Regions from separate parts of the Homo sapiens genome. Here all the other regions are linked to region 1. Evidence: chromatin contacts called from ENCODE Hi-C or POLR2A ChIA-PET data. All regions are on one chromosome and are shown on one strand. The core of a region is the stretch at or near the end of the contact, and the rest is flanking DNA. Distances in the headings are between cores, read along the strand shown.

The links. Hi-C counts contacts between places; a loop is a spot of excess contacts on that map. ChIA-PET counts read pairs that join two places held with the same protein, here RNA polymerase II (POLR2A). Pooled maps may share reads with other maps.
Region 2: a loop to region 1 is called in a pooled map, with 2.0 times the contacts of the local background. The contact joins the enhancer-like site here to the promoter of RIF1 in region 1. A Hi-C loop is called at or near these places in 4 of 50 pooled maps. POLR2A ChIA-PET finds 5 or more read pairs at or near these places in 9 of 52 experiments (B cell, BJ, GM12878 and 6 more).
Region 3: a loop to region 1 is called in a map of Calu3, with 1.8 times the contacts of the local background. The contact joins the enhancer-like site here to the promoter of RIF1 in region 1. A Hi-C loop is called at or near these places in 1 of 168 maps with a recorded cell type or tissue (Calu3) and 1 of 50 pooled maps. POLR2A ChIA-PET finds 5 or more read pairs at or near these places in 5 of 52 experiments (B cell, HEK293T, OCI-LY7 and 2 more).

The regions. Positions count from the first base shown.
Region 1 is chr2:151,407,773-151,412,247 of GRCh38, forward strand. RIF1 (replication timing regulatory factor 1) reads left to right here and starts at 2,130. Exons shown (of 36, transcript NM_018151.5): 1 at 2,130-2,261; 2 at 2,642-2,755; 3 at 3,488-3,566. The coding sequence starts at 2,652. RefSeq lists enhancers at 1,041-1,739, 1,740-2,438, 2,043-2,202 and a silencer at 1,043-1,337.
Region 2 is chr2:151,313,578-151,318,052 of GRCh38, forward strand. No RefSeq gene overlaps it. Among named protein-coding and RNA genes, the nearest start is that of NMI, 26 kb to the left of the region's middle. Within about 2 kb of position 2,179, at least 10 of the 41 ENCODE cell types and tissues checked have a DNase peak (open chromatin) inside an H3K27ac peak, as active enhancers do.
Region 3 is chr2:151,332,202-151,336,676 of GRCh38, forward strand. No RefSeq gene overlaps it. Among named protein-coding and RNA genes, the nearest start is that of TNFAIP6, 23 kb to the right of the region's middle. Within about 2 kb of position 1,995, at least 2 of the 41 ENCODE cell types and tissues checked have a DNase peak (open chromatin) inside an H3K27ac peak, as active enhancers do; they include endothelial cell of umbilical vein, where a contact is called at or near this core.

The sequences.
Region 1 (4,475 bases), core at 880-3,379:
CTTTCATTACAAATGGGAAATTATGAAAAAAATAAAGCAAAATCCCTGTTCTCACAGAATTTATGTTCTAATGAATGGGTAGAGGCAGGCGTGGTGGCTCAAGTCTGTAATCCCAGCACTTTGGGAGGCCGAGGCGGGCTGATCACGAGGTCAGGAGATCAAGACCATCTTGGCCAACATGGTGAAACCTGTCTATACTAAAATACAAAAAATTAGCTGGGCGTGGTGGCGCATGCCTGTAATCCCAGCTACTCGGGAGGCTGAGGCAGGGGAATCGCTTGAACCCAGGAGGCGGAGGATGCAGTGAGCTGAGATCAGGTCAGTGCACTCCAGCCTGGGTGATAGAGCGAGACTCCGTCTCAAAAAAAAAAAAAAAAAAAAAAAAAAAAAAAATATATATATATATATATATATGTATATGTATATATGTATGTGTGTGTGTGTATATATATAAATATATGTAAATAAATATAAATATATATAAATACATATAAATAAATAAATATATATATAAGCATACTATGTATGTACTGCGTCGTTTGGCAGTCATTTTGCTAAGTGCAGATGACACAAAGAAGAGCAAAAAGCAACATCCCACTTCTAGAGCTGAGAGTTGCAGCACATGTGAGTGAGGGCTCAAATCCTGGGCCAGGAACCCATGATGGAGAGTTCCATTGCTGCTGGGCTTCATGTGTCTGATTTAGAGTTAATGCAATCCTGTCTGTTGTGGAGAGTGCACGAAGGCATATGAAAAGGGGAGAAGCAGACCGGGCGCGGTGGCTCACGCCTGTAATCCCAGCACTTTGGGTGTCCGAGGCGGGTGGATCACGAGGTCAGGGGTTCGAGACCAGCACGGCCAAGATGGTGAAACCCCGTCTCTACTAAAAGTACAAAAATTAGCCAGGTGTGGTGGCGGGCGCCTGTAATCCCAGCTGCTCGGGAGGCTGAGTCAGAGACTCGCTTGAACCCGGGAGGCAGAGGTTGCAGTGAGCCGAGATCGCACCACTGCACTCCAGCCTGGGCGAAAGAACGAGGCTCCGTCTTAAAAAAAAAAAAAGGCGGGGGAGGAGCAGCATATTCACAGTAAGGAGAAATGACTGTCATTGTGTTTACTGACGTTTCTCTAGGGAAGAAGCCCTGGCCAAATCCCACCCTTCAACCCCCCAGGGGCCTAACAGAAGAATGCACATCCTCGGGAGCTACCTAAATCTACTGAATTACAATGCATATGGGCGGGGCCCAGGAATCTGCAGTTTAATAACGAATATCCCCAGGCCATTGTTATGTACGCTTAAGACCTGAGAACCATTGGCCTCTCCAACCTTTTCTCACTTCACCTATTAAAAGCCCTATTTTATAGAGGAGGAAATTGAGGCATAGGTTAATTAACTTGCTAAAGTCACATGGAACCTAGACCAGCTGGAATCTAGACCAGCTTGAGATACAGTTCTTTTCTTTTTCTTTCTTTCTTTTTTTTTTTTTTTGAGAGACGGAGTCTTACTCTTACTCTGTCGCTCAGGCTGGAGTGCAGTGGCGTGATCTCGGCCCACTGCAACCTCCGCTTCCCGGGTTTAAGCGATTCTCCTGCCTCAGCTTCCCAAGTGGCTGGGACTACAGGCGTGCGCCACCACACCCAACTAATTTTTGTATTTTTGTTTTTTTTAAGTAGAGACGGGGTTTCACCATGTGTTGGCCAGGCTGGTCTCGAACTCCTGACCTCAGACTCGGCCTCCCAAAGTGCTTGGATTACAAGGTGTGAGTCACCGCGCCCGGCCAGCTCTTAGTCTTAAACCCAACAGTACGTTATCTCCTTTTGCTAACTGATTTGTTGCTAAAACTTCAACAAGCACTGGACTTGGAGTTTGAACACTTAGTCTGAGGGCCCACTATGTTCAGTCTAGTGAGTCTGAGCAATTAACTCACATTTTGAATTTCAAGTCTCTCGCCTTAGGCAAAACACCACCACCTGATGCTCACCAGAGGGGCGTGACGCGGCAGCTGGGCAGGGAAGGGATGGGAAGGGATGGGAAGGGAGGCGATCGATAACTCCGGTGTGCCGCTGACTGTTGGATTGGCTCGAACTTCTCCCGCCAGGCCTAACCTACTCCCGCGCACTCCTGGGCCCGCCCAGCCGCCATCTTGGTCTAGGAGGGAGCGCGCCGCACGCGTGAGTAAACAGCCGGAGCTGGGAAAGTCGAGCTCTGGCAGCGTCTGGGTGCTGAGGGGCAGAGGCGGAGAGAACCCTGTCCTGATCTTCCTAGGTGGGATAAATATCGGGGTGACAGTGGTAGGCCGCGGGGAACCCTCAGTCTGCCCACCCTCCGCCCCCTCGCGGCGAGATGCCTCGTTCCCCGGGCTTCTCCCGCCCTCCGCCGATCTCCTCCCTCTGTTGAAAGCTGCCCGGGAAAGTGGTGGCGGGAGCGGGCCCAGGCCCGAATGTGGCGTGGGCTCAGGTGTCTGGTGTCGGGCGCCGGAGGAGGTTCGCGCTGGGGTTTGGTGATTCGGAGGCCTGGGGTGCAGACGCGGCGTGGCTGTGAGGCCCGGGCGGGCGTGCGGGTGTGAGGGCCGGACTCACACTGGGCCGCCGCGGGGCTGTTTCCATCGGTCACTGGATTTTCTCCTCTTCCGGTTCGGGCCTCAGGGTGGCCGACATGACGGCCAGGGGTCAGAGCCCCCTCGCGCCGCTGTTGGAGACTTTGGAAGACCCTTCTGCCTCCCATGGAGGGCAGACTGACGCTTACCTGACTCTGACCAGGTGAGGTCCGCCACGGGGCGTAGCGGAGAGTGGGGCGCTCTATAGTGGGGAGAAAGAAGGTGGTTGGGAGGGGCGCGTAGAATGAATGTGAGTTCTAGAAGTCTAGCAAATGTGAGGACGCCCGAGTCGCGGACGCCTTGGGGGGCGGGGGAGATGTATTCTAGGTGACGTTCCCGGGTACTGCTGCTGCTGCGCTTGAGGTGTGTGTTTGGAACGAGGGAGCATGCACGTGTGTTTTGCAAGCGAGGGATTTTTAAAAGTTTCGGTTGGAAGTAGTTGTTGGAGGAGGGGTCTTCAGTGTAAACCTCCGATGTGTTGGGAAAATGTGGCTACCCAGAGTTTTTTTAACAGAGCAATACACTGATTTTTATTAATTGCAAAATGCTTCAAAGTAATTTTCATAGAAATGTACTAAAGTTTTGTAAAACCCTTTGGAAAGGCTTAGCAAATCGTTAGTAACTAGGAATAGGGATCCCTGTTCTGTCTTTTTGGAGTCAGGTTGTCACAACTTGCATGTACTCGATGTAAAAACTTATTCTGAGGGTTTTTCTACTTTCATTTCTGATATATATTGCATTATATATTCTGTATACCCTTAAGGACCTTACCTACTGGGTCAATTCATTTGCAGGAGTTAGAAAGTAATTTTTAAAAAGATTGTACATGTATTTTTGAGAGTATTTTTTTTTTTCCTGTCAACTACTTAAACTTGTGTTCTTCCTGCTTTTTAAGTCGTATGACTGGAGAAGAAGGAAAAGAAGTAATTACAGAAATTGAGAAAAAACTTCCTCGGCTGTACAAAGTTTTAAAGGTATGTATCTGTTTGTTAAACAGTTTTTCACTTTTGGTAGTTTGGTTTTTTTTTTTGGTTTTGTTTTTTTGTTTTGAGGTGTAGTTTTGCTCTTGTTGCCCAGGCGAGAGTGCAATGGCTCAGGCTCGGGCTCGGCTCACTGAAACCTCCGCCTCTCGGGTTCAAGCGATTCTCTTGCCTCAGCCTCCTGAATAGCTGGGATTATAGGCATCCGCCACCGCCCCGGCTAATTTTGTATTTTTAGTAGAGAAGGGGTTTCTCCATGTTGGTCAGGCTGGTCTCGAACTCCCGACCTCAGGTGATCCGCCTGCCTCAGCCTCCCAAAGTGTTGGGATTACAGGAGTGAGCCACTGTGTCCAGCCACTTTTGGTGGTTTTTAAAAGTTTTGCCAGTTGACTCAAAAGCTTTGAATCTAAAATAACAGCAATAATACTGATTATAATACTCTTTATTGTTACTTAAAGCTTCTCAGGTACTTTCTTAATTACCTTACACGCTTTATCACTTAACTCTCCATGGTTCCATGAGATTATTTCTTAATGATCACTTTGCAGGTGAAGAAATTAATTTAATTTGCCTAAAGTTGCCTAGGGGCACTTGAATCTGAGTTTGTGCTCTTGAAAGCAGAGATCAGAGATTAATCTGTTTTCTTTCCTTTTGGGAATCTACATCTAAGTAAGTGCTTCTAAAATTACAATTGTCTTTGGTCTAATCTAGGTAGCATTAATTTCTTTTTCCTCATTCACCCTCAGTTTTTGCTACAACCGTTATCATTTTTGCTTTAGGGAAATGATGTTTGACATCATACTGTGGACCTGTGTTCCTGTCTTCACTTGCCTACTTAATGGCTTCCTGACTATCCTTAACATCTTTTAAATTTCCTTGTTTTTAGAATGAAAAAGTTGAACT
Region 2 (4,475 bases), core at 929-3,428, 94 kb before region 1:
CCTCACAGGCCCATTCTATTCTGTCATTTCATAACCTCTTCCATGTAGGTTACAAGCCGCTGGTCCGCCTCTTAGAACCTCTCATTTCCTTTCCATCGTGGAAATCTATCCTCAAGGAAATCACTTCTCAGTGTTCCATCTGCTATTCTACTACTCAGGGATTGTTCAGGCCCCCTCTCTTCCCTACACATCAAGCTTGGGGATTTGCCCCCACCCAGGACTGGCAAATTGACTTTACTCAACATGCCTCGAGTCAGGAAATTAAAATACCTCTTGGTATGGGTAGACACTTTCACTGGGTGGGTAGAGGCCTTTCTCACAGGGTCTGAGAAGGCCACCATGGTCATTTCCTCCCTTCTGTCAGACATAATTCCTCGGTTTGGCCTTCCCACCTCAGTTTCTGAGGCTCTTGGTATTTAGTGGCTCCTGGTTTTACCTCAAATCGCCACCCTTAAGTCTATCTAGAAGTGGATAGAAGATCTTCAGTGATAAAGTACCCTCCAATACTTTCACCCTGATGAAGTCCTATTCTTTACTTTTATACTTACTCTTATTCTCGTTCCCATTCTTATGCCACCCTCTACCTCTCCCCAGCTATCTCCACCACACTATCAATCTCAGTCACTCTCTCCTAGCCCTTTCTAATCCTTCTTTAACAAACAATTGCTGGCTTTGCATTTCTCTTTCCTCCAAATTCGAGGAGGCCCTAACTTACTCACTGCTAAAAAAAAAAAAAAAAAAAAAAAAAGGTAGGGGGGACTCTGTATATTTTTAAATGAAGAAGGTTGTTTTTACCTAAATCAATCTGGCCTGGTCTATGACAACATAAAAAAACTCAAGGATAGAGCCCAAAAACATGCCAACCAAGCAAATAATTATGCCGAACCCCCTTTGACACTCTGTAATTGGTTGTCCTGGGTACTCCCAATTCTTAGTCCTTTCATACCTGTTTTTCTCCTTCTTTTATTCGGACCTTGTGTCTTCCAAATAAGAGAATAACAATGCTCCTTCTAACAACCCCACAATATCACTCCTTACCCCAAAATCCTTCTTCAGTTGAATATCTCCCCCTGTAAGTTCCCACGCCACCCCAATCCCGCTCGAAGCAGCCCTGAGAAACATCACCCATTATCTCTCCATACCACCCCCAAAAATTTTCACCGCCCTAACACTTTACCACTATTTTGTTTTATTTTTCTTATTAATATAAGAAGACAGGAATGTCAGGCCTCTGAGCCCAAGCTAAGCCATCATATCCCCAGTAACCTGCATATATACATCCAGATGTCCTGAAGCAACTGAAGTTCCACAGAAGTGAAAATAGCTTAACTGATGACATTCCACCATTGTGATTTGTTTCTGCCCCACCCTAACTGATCAATGTTCTTTATAATCTCCCCCACTCTTAAGAAATTTCTTTGTAATTCTCCCCACCCTTGAGAATGTACTTTGTGAGATCCACCCCCTGCTCCCAAAACATTGCTCTTAACTCCACCGCCTATCCCAAAACCTATAAGAACTAATGATAATCCCACCACCCTTGCTGACTCTCCTTCGGACTCAGCCCACCTGCACCCCGGTGAAATAAACAGCCTTGTTGCTCACACAAAGCCTGTTTGGTGGTCTCTTCACACAGACTTGCGTGAGACAACCCTCACAGGGGAACCTGAAGGTCTAGATCACAGGAGGAGATTCTGACATTAACTGCAGCTGAGTCAATTTAGAGAGCTGAGTGAAATACAGGGGTAGAGGAAGCAGCGGGATAAGCCCTGTGGGCTCTCTGGGTCTCCGGGGAAGCCATTTCTGCCTTGCCTCACAGGAGTCCTTGGGGAGGGCTGCCAGAGGAACTGGGAAAAGACCACAGGGAAAAGGAAACCTCCAGCTGAACTGTGTAACAATTCCAACAGAATGCAAAATCTCCTGGCCAGAACTCCGGGGAGGGAGTGATTCTGGTGTGCAGACTCCAAAAGCAGGCAGACACGAAAGCCCTGCTTGCTTTTGCAGCTGGGAGACTGGTAGCCTGCAGCAAGTTCTCAGCCCTGCTCGCCCACTGCTGGAAACAGACTTGGTGCTGTTGGGAGTCGGGGGAAAGGTGGGAGTGAGACCAGCCTTTTGGGTTGCATGGGAGCTGGGTGAGGCCTGTGACTGCCAGCTTTCTCCCACTTCCCTGACAACCGGCATGACACAGCAGAGGCAGACATAATCCTCCTGGGAACATTACTCCATTGACTTGGGAACCACACTCCCATCCCCCAAAGCAGCCGCAGCCAAGACCTGCCCAAAGACAGTCTGAACTCAGACACTTCTAGCCCTTCCCCGACCTGATGGTCCTTCCCTATGTACCCTGCTAGCTGAAGACAAAGGGCATATACTCTTGGGAGTTCTAGGCCCCTACCCACCACCTGATCCTCCCTATAATACCACAGCTGATGCTCTCTTGAAAGCACCACCTCCCGGCAGGAGACCAACCAACACAAAAATAGAGCATTAAACAACCAAAAATAAGGACCCTCACAGAGTCCATTTCACTCCCCTGCCACCTCCACCAGAACAGGTGCTGGTATCCACGGCTGAGAGACCCACAGACGGTTCACATCACAGGACTCTGTGCAGACAACCCCCAGTACCAGCCCAGAGCCTGGCAGACCTGCTGAAGAGCTAGATCCAGAAGAGAGATAATAATCATTACAGCTCAGCTTTCAGGAAGCCATATCCATAGGAAAAGGGCAAGTACTACATTAAGGGAACACCCCATGGGACAAAAGAATCTGAACAGCAGCTTTGAGCCCTAGACCTTTCCTCTGACATAGACTATCCAAATGAGAAGGAACCAGAAAAACAATTCTGGTAATATGACAAAGCAAGGCTCTTTAACAGCCCCAAAAAATGACACTAGCTCACCAGCAATGAATCCAAACCAAGAAGAAATCTATGATTTGCCTAAAAAAGAATTCAGAAAATCAGTCATTAAACTAATCAAGGAGGCACCAGAGAAAGATGAAGTCCAAGTTAAGGGAATTTAAAAAATGAGGCCAGGTGCGGTGGCTCACACTTGTAATCCCAGCAATTTGGGAAGCCAAGGCGGTCGGATCACCTGAGGTCAGGAGTTCAAGACCAGCCTGGCCAACATGGTGGTGAAACCCCGTCTCTACTAAAAATACAAAAATTAGCCCAGCGCTGTGACAGGCACCTATAATCCCAGCTACTCAGGAGGCTGAGGCAGGAGAATCACTCGAACCCAGGAGGCAGAGGTTGCAGTGAGCCAAGATTATCCCATTGCACTCCAGCCTGGGGGGACAAGAGCAAGACTTTGTCTCAAAAAAAAATAAAAAAATTAAACAATACAAAGCTGGGCACGGTGGCTCACTCCTGTAATGCCAGCACTTTGGGAGGCCGAGGCGGGTGGATCACCCAAGGTCAGACATTCGGGACCAGCCTGGCCAACATGGTGAAACTTTGTCTCTACTAAAAATACAAAAAAATTAGCCAGCCATGGGGGGCAGGTGCCTGTTATCCCAGCTACTTGGGAGGCTGAGGCAGGAGAATTGCTTGAACCTGGGAGGTGGAGACTGCAGTGAGCCAGGATCACACCACTGCACTCCAGCCTGGGCAACAACAGTGAAACTTTGTCTCGAAAAAAAAATATATATAAAAAAGCATACACGAAATGAGGGGAGAAATCGTCAGTGAAATAGATAACATAAATAAAAAATAATAAAAGCTTCAGGAAATAATGGACGCACTTAGAGAAATGCAAAATGTTCTGGAAAGTCTCAGCAATAGAATTGAACAAGCAGAAGAAAGAACTTCAGAGCCCAAATATAAGATTTTCAAATTACCCCAATCCAACAAAGACAAAGAAAAAAGAAGAAGAAAAAATGAACAAAGCCTCCAAGAAATTTGGGATTATGTTAAGTGACCAAACCTAAGAATAATTGGCATTCCCGAGGAAGAAGAGAAATCTAAAAGTTTGGAAAACATATTTGGGGGATTGAGGAAAACTTCCCTGGCCTTGCTAGAGACCTAGACATCCAAATACAAGAAGGTCAAAGAACATCTGGGAAATTCATTGCAAAAAGATCATCACCTAGGCACGTTGTCATTAGGTTATCTAAAGTTAAGACGAAGGAAAGAATCTTAAGACCTGTGAAACAGAAACACCAGGTAACCTATAAAGAAACACCTATCAGATGAACAGCACATTTCTCAGCAGAAACCCTACAAGCTAGAAGGAACTGGGGCTCTATCTTCAGCCTCCTTAAATAAAACAATTATCAGCCAAGAATTTTGTATCCAGTGAAACTAAGCTTCATAGATTAAGGAAAGATAGTCTTTTTCAGACAAACAAACGCTGAGAGAATTCGCCACTATTAAGCTAGCACTACAAAAACTGCTAAAAGGAGCTCTAAATCTTGAAACAAATCCTGGAAATACATCAAAACAGAACCTCTTATAGCGTAAGTCCCATAGGATCT
Region 3 (4,475 bases), core at 745-3,244, 76 kb before region 1:
TCCTAGCACTTTTGGAGGCTGATGTAGGAGGATCGTGCCACTGTACTCTGGCCTGGGCAACAGAATGAGACCCTATCTCTTAAAAAAAAAAAAAAGTATAACATTTAAAAGAGCTATCTAGCGAATATAACTTCAGTAATTTATTTGTCTTTTTAAATTATTTTTGAGATATACAGTATAAGTCAGTTTAATGCACGTGATTGGCATTGATATACTTCTTGGCAAGCAACTTAAAAAGTTCAGCAAGTCAGTAAGTATTTATATTGCTTCAGATAAGTCAATTAAGGCAAAATGGAGGTGAAATTGTCATTTGCTTTTAAAGTTCTGCATATCATGAAAGTGTTTTATGCCAGGCATGGTGGCTCATGCCTGTAATCCCAGCACTTTGGAAGTCTGAGGCGGGTGGATCACAAGGTCAGGAGTTCAAGGCCAACCTAGCCAACATAGTGAAACCCCATCTCTACTAAAAATACAAAAAATCGGCTGGGCGTGGTGGCTCACACCTGTAATCCCAGCACTTTGGGAGGCCGAGGCAGGTGGATCACAAGTTCAGGAGATCCAGACCATCCTGGCTAACATGGTGAAACCCCATCTCTACTAAAAATACAAAAAATTAGCCAGGTGTGGTGGTGGGCACCTGTAGTCCCAGCTACTCGGGAGGCTGAGGCAGGAGAATGGTGTGAACCCAGAAAGCGAAGCTTGCAGTGAGCCGAGATCGCGCCACTGCACTCCAGCCTGGGCTCCGTCTCAAAAAAAAAAAAAAAAGTACAAAAAATTAGACGGGCATAGTGGTGGACACCTGTAATCCCAGCTACTCAGGAGGCTGAGGCAGAAGAATCGCTTGAACCCGGGAAGCAGAGGTTGCAGTGAGCCGAGATCACGCTGTTGCACTCCAGCTTGGGTGACAGTGCGAGACTCAGACTCAAAAAAAAAAAGTAAGTGTTTTACTATGAAAATACTACTCAGGCAAACAGTAAGAAAGGTATAATCAATCTACTAGAAAAGTCAACAAATAGTATGAGCAGGTAATTTCACAACAAAGGTATAAAGGAAGATGCTGGAACTCCCTAGTAAGCATAGAAATGCAAATTAAAACCACAGGAGACTATTTGATGGGGGGCAGGATCTTTGAAAATGTTAAACATGCACAGCTTTAACCTACAACTCTACTTCTAGGAATAATTTACTATACCAAAACACTTATGTGCATATAGGCATTTAATATATAACACAGAATATCCATGTTAGCGTTGTTTATAATAGAGAAAAAAATGCAAACGACTTAAGTTCAGAAATATGGTACTCACCAAGTTAATTGTGGTTAAGTCATATTATATAATACAGTATAGTCTTTTAAAAAATGAAGGGAGTCTTACATGTATTGATTTGAAAAGATCTCTAAAATATATTGGATAAATAAAAAAGCATGCCTCAAAGTAACATGATTAAGACTAAAAATATGTAAAAAGGCACATCTACAAATGTGTGTATAGATATGTAGAAAGAAAAAGTAACAGCCAGGTCTGGAAGGACACACAAATCTAACTGTTAACAGAGGTTATCTATGGTGAGGGAATGAGATTGGGGGTAGATTGGGGAGAGTGAGGATTAAAAAAGAGGCTTTTTCAAGTTTTACTTTAAATATATCTGTGCTGTTTTAAAATTATTTTTACAATAAGATTTTTTCATTTATTTCTTTTGTACTTAAAATATCTTAAGGTGTGTGTGTGTGTCAGATTAGATTGCTGTCAATCGAGTAACTGTTACTATTACTCCGTAAATCAAATTGAACTCATTTGATTTAACTGAGTATATAAGAGTGACATAATATTGGTAGCCCAAAAATCAATTGAATTTCCCATTTAATTTATTGAACTATTTTAGATTGGTGCTATTTATGAGGGATTCCTCCCAAATATTACTAAACAACTCCCTTGGCATTTCAGACAAGGCAAATCTGGTCCTCATTAGTGAGTCATTCTCTTTGGCTCTGGTAAAACAAACATGGGATTTCAGAGGCACAGAAGTGGGCCATTGACATCCTCTTAGATTGTAAGAAAAAAAATTGTGAAAGTCCACCATTGTTTTCATAGGCAGGGAATACTGGCAATCCATTCCTAAAGGGGCAAGTATTTTAAATTTATTTACTGAAGGCCTGGTGGATTCGTTTCTCTTCCATCCCAGCCTCCCAGCCTCCTGTGGCACTTGCACATTCATTTCCTGTGGTTGCAGTGTTTTTATCAGGGCTTTTGTTTGCAACTGAAACATGGCTTGCTATCTTAAGTAAAAGAGAAATTTATTAGAAGGTCATCAAGGCTGACTAAATTAATGAGTGGCCAGATGAGCAGGCTTGAAAACTGAGAATAATCTCAGGGAGGACTGTGTGACCAGGTCAAACAACAGAAACCCAGGCAACTGTCCTCCAACAGGACAACAAGGCCTCTGCCTCTGTGACAGATAGGGCCTCCATCTGTTCCCACGGCCTTCTATCCGTGAATGAAAAAGTGCAGGAGAGAATGTCCAATAGGATGATCCAAGGCCACATGTCCCCTGAATCTGCCAAGGCCAAGGTGGCTACTACCTCCTCCTGAGAACATATGTATTGAGAGATTTTTCAAAAGACAGAAGAAGGTGCTAAAACAAAATGCCACGGTTTCATGGTGGCCGTGGCCAAGGGCAAAAATTACCTGGCCCTAATAGGGACATATTAAGTTGTTAAAATGGTGCTCTAACAATACTCAGAGCACAGTTCTTGAGTCACCCTTGCTTTTTTCATAAGATTGCTCATTTCTGGCCGGGCGTGGTGGCTCACGCCTGTAATCCCAACACTCAGGGAGGCTGAGGCGGGCAGATCACGAGGTCAGGAGATCAAGACCATCCTGGCTAATATGGTGAAACCCCATCTCTACTGAAAATACAAAAAATTAGCCAGGCGTGGTGGCAGGCAACTGTAGTCCCAGCTACTCGGGAGGCTGGGGCAGGAGAATGGCGTGAACCCGGGAGGCGGAGCTTGCAGTGAGCAGAGATCACGCCACTGCACTCCAGCCTGGGCGATAGAGCGAGACGCGTCTCAAAAAAAAAAAAAAAAAAAAAAAAAAAAAAGATTGTTCATTTCCATGTAAGAAGAATATATCTTACCAGTCGCAACAAATTATCAAGTGGTCTTGTTTCATTAGCGATCAATAAACAGCCAAATATTGGGGAAGCAAGTGCTTTAAAGTATATAGAAGGCAAAGAACCGGCTATTATAGATTACTCTTTTCAGCTGTGAGAAGTTATAATCAGCTTTAAGTAGGTAAAGATGGTGAATTTAACAAAAGCATCAATATTCTCTCCATCCTAAAATCCTGCTAAAATGACACTAAAAGGTTATATTTTTTAAAAATCTCTAATATAAAGATTTTGGAAGCTAGAAAGCATATGAGAGGGGCAACTACCTTAGCAGTAAAGATAGTTAAATCCTATTCCAGTAGTGAGGCATTCTAAGAACATTAACTGGTTTATATTATAGAGAAAAAGAAAAAAGCCTCAGGAATTGGTAGTGCCATATACTTAGAAAAGTCGAAAAAATGTGAAGGTTGGTTGAAAGTCTGTTGTGAAATCATCATAACTCCCAGATCCATGCCCCAACCCTGATCAGCTTGGCCACCGCCCTTCTCCTTTCCCTGTGGAAGACTGGAGGGTCTTCGTCCTTGAAGGCAGTAAAATAGAGGGTCTCTGGACAGGGCAAAATCAGTTACAATGGAGAATAAATGTGATATACTAAAAACAGAATGATTAAGCGAATATTTGCATAATGAATGATGAGACCCTGGCGTTCGTCCCCCACACCACTCCTGCAACCTGACAGCCAGGACCAGTCCAAGGGTTCAGACCCAAAGATACTGACATTGAGGGTTTTTCAACAATATAGCCCAGCCAGATCACCCTAGAATGAATGTCATAGTCAAGAAGACTCACCCGTGCACTCAGGACACTATTCATTATTTTACTCCCAATTCTTAAATATGAGCAAACACTCATGGGTTATCAGAATTGCAGAAACATTTAATATAAAAAATGATGAAAACAAAAGAACAAAAGGAGTTTGGAGGAAACAGAGTCTAAGAAGGAAGAAGTAAACTTCAAAAACCAACATAACCACTATCCTTATATAGTCAAAAGGAGATATTACACTCATGAAAGAAAAATATCTACTTTTAAATGGCTTATTCAAGGAGCAGAAAACAGATCTGGGAAATAAAAGAAGGGTGATGGCAGAAATGAAAAACTCAATAGAAGCATTGGAAGATAAAGTTAGGCAAACCTCTCAGAAAGTAAATAAAAAAGACAAAAAGTATAAAAGAACAGTGAAAAGATCTGGAAAACTAGAGGGTAAAACTAGAAGTTCCAACATCTATTATATAGAAACATGAATCCTAGAAACAGAAAACTTGGAAAAAAAGAAAGGAGAAAATCAGTAGCAAAATCATCAT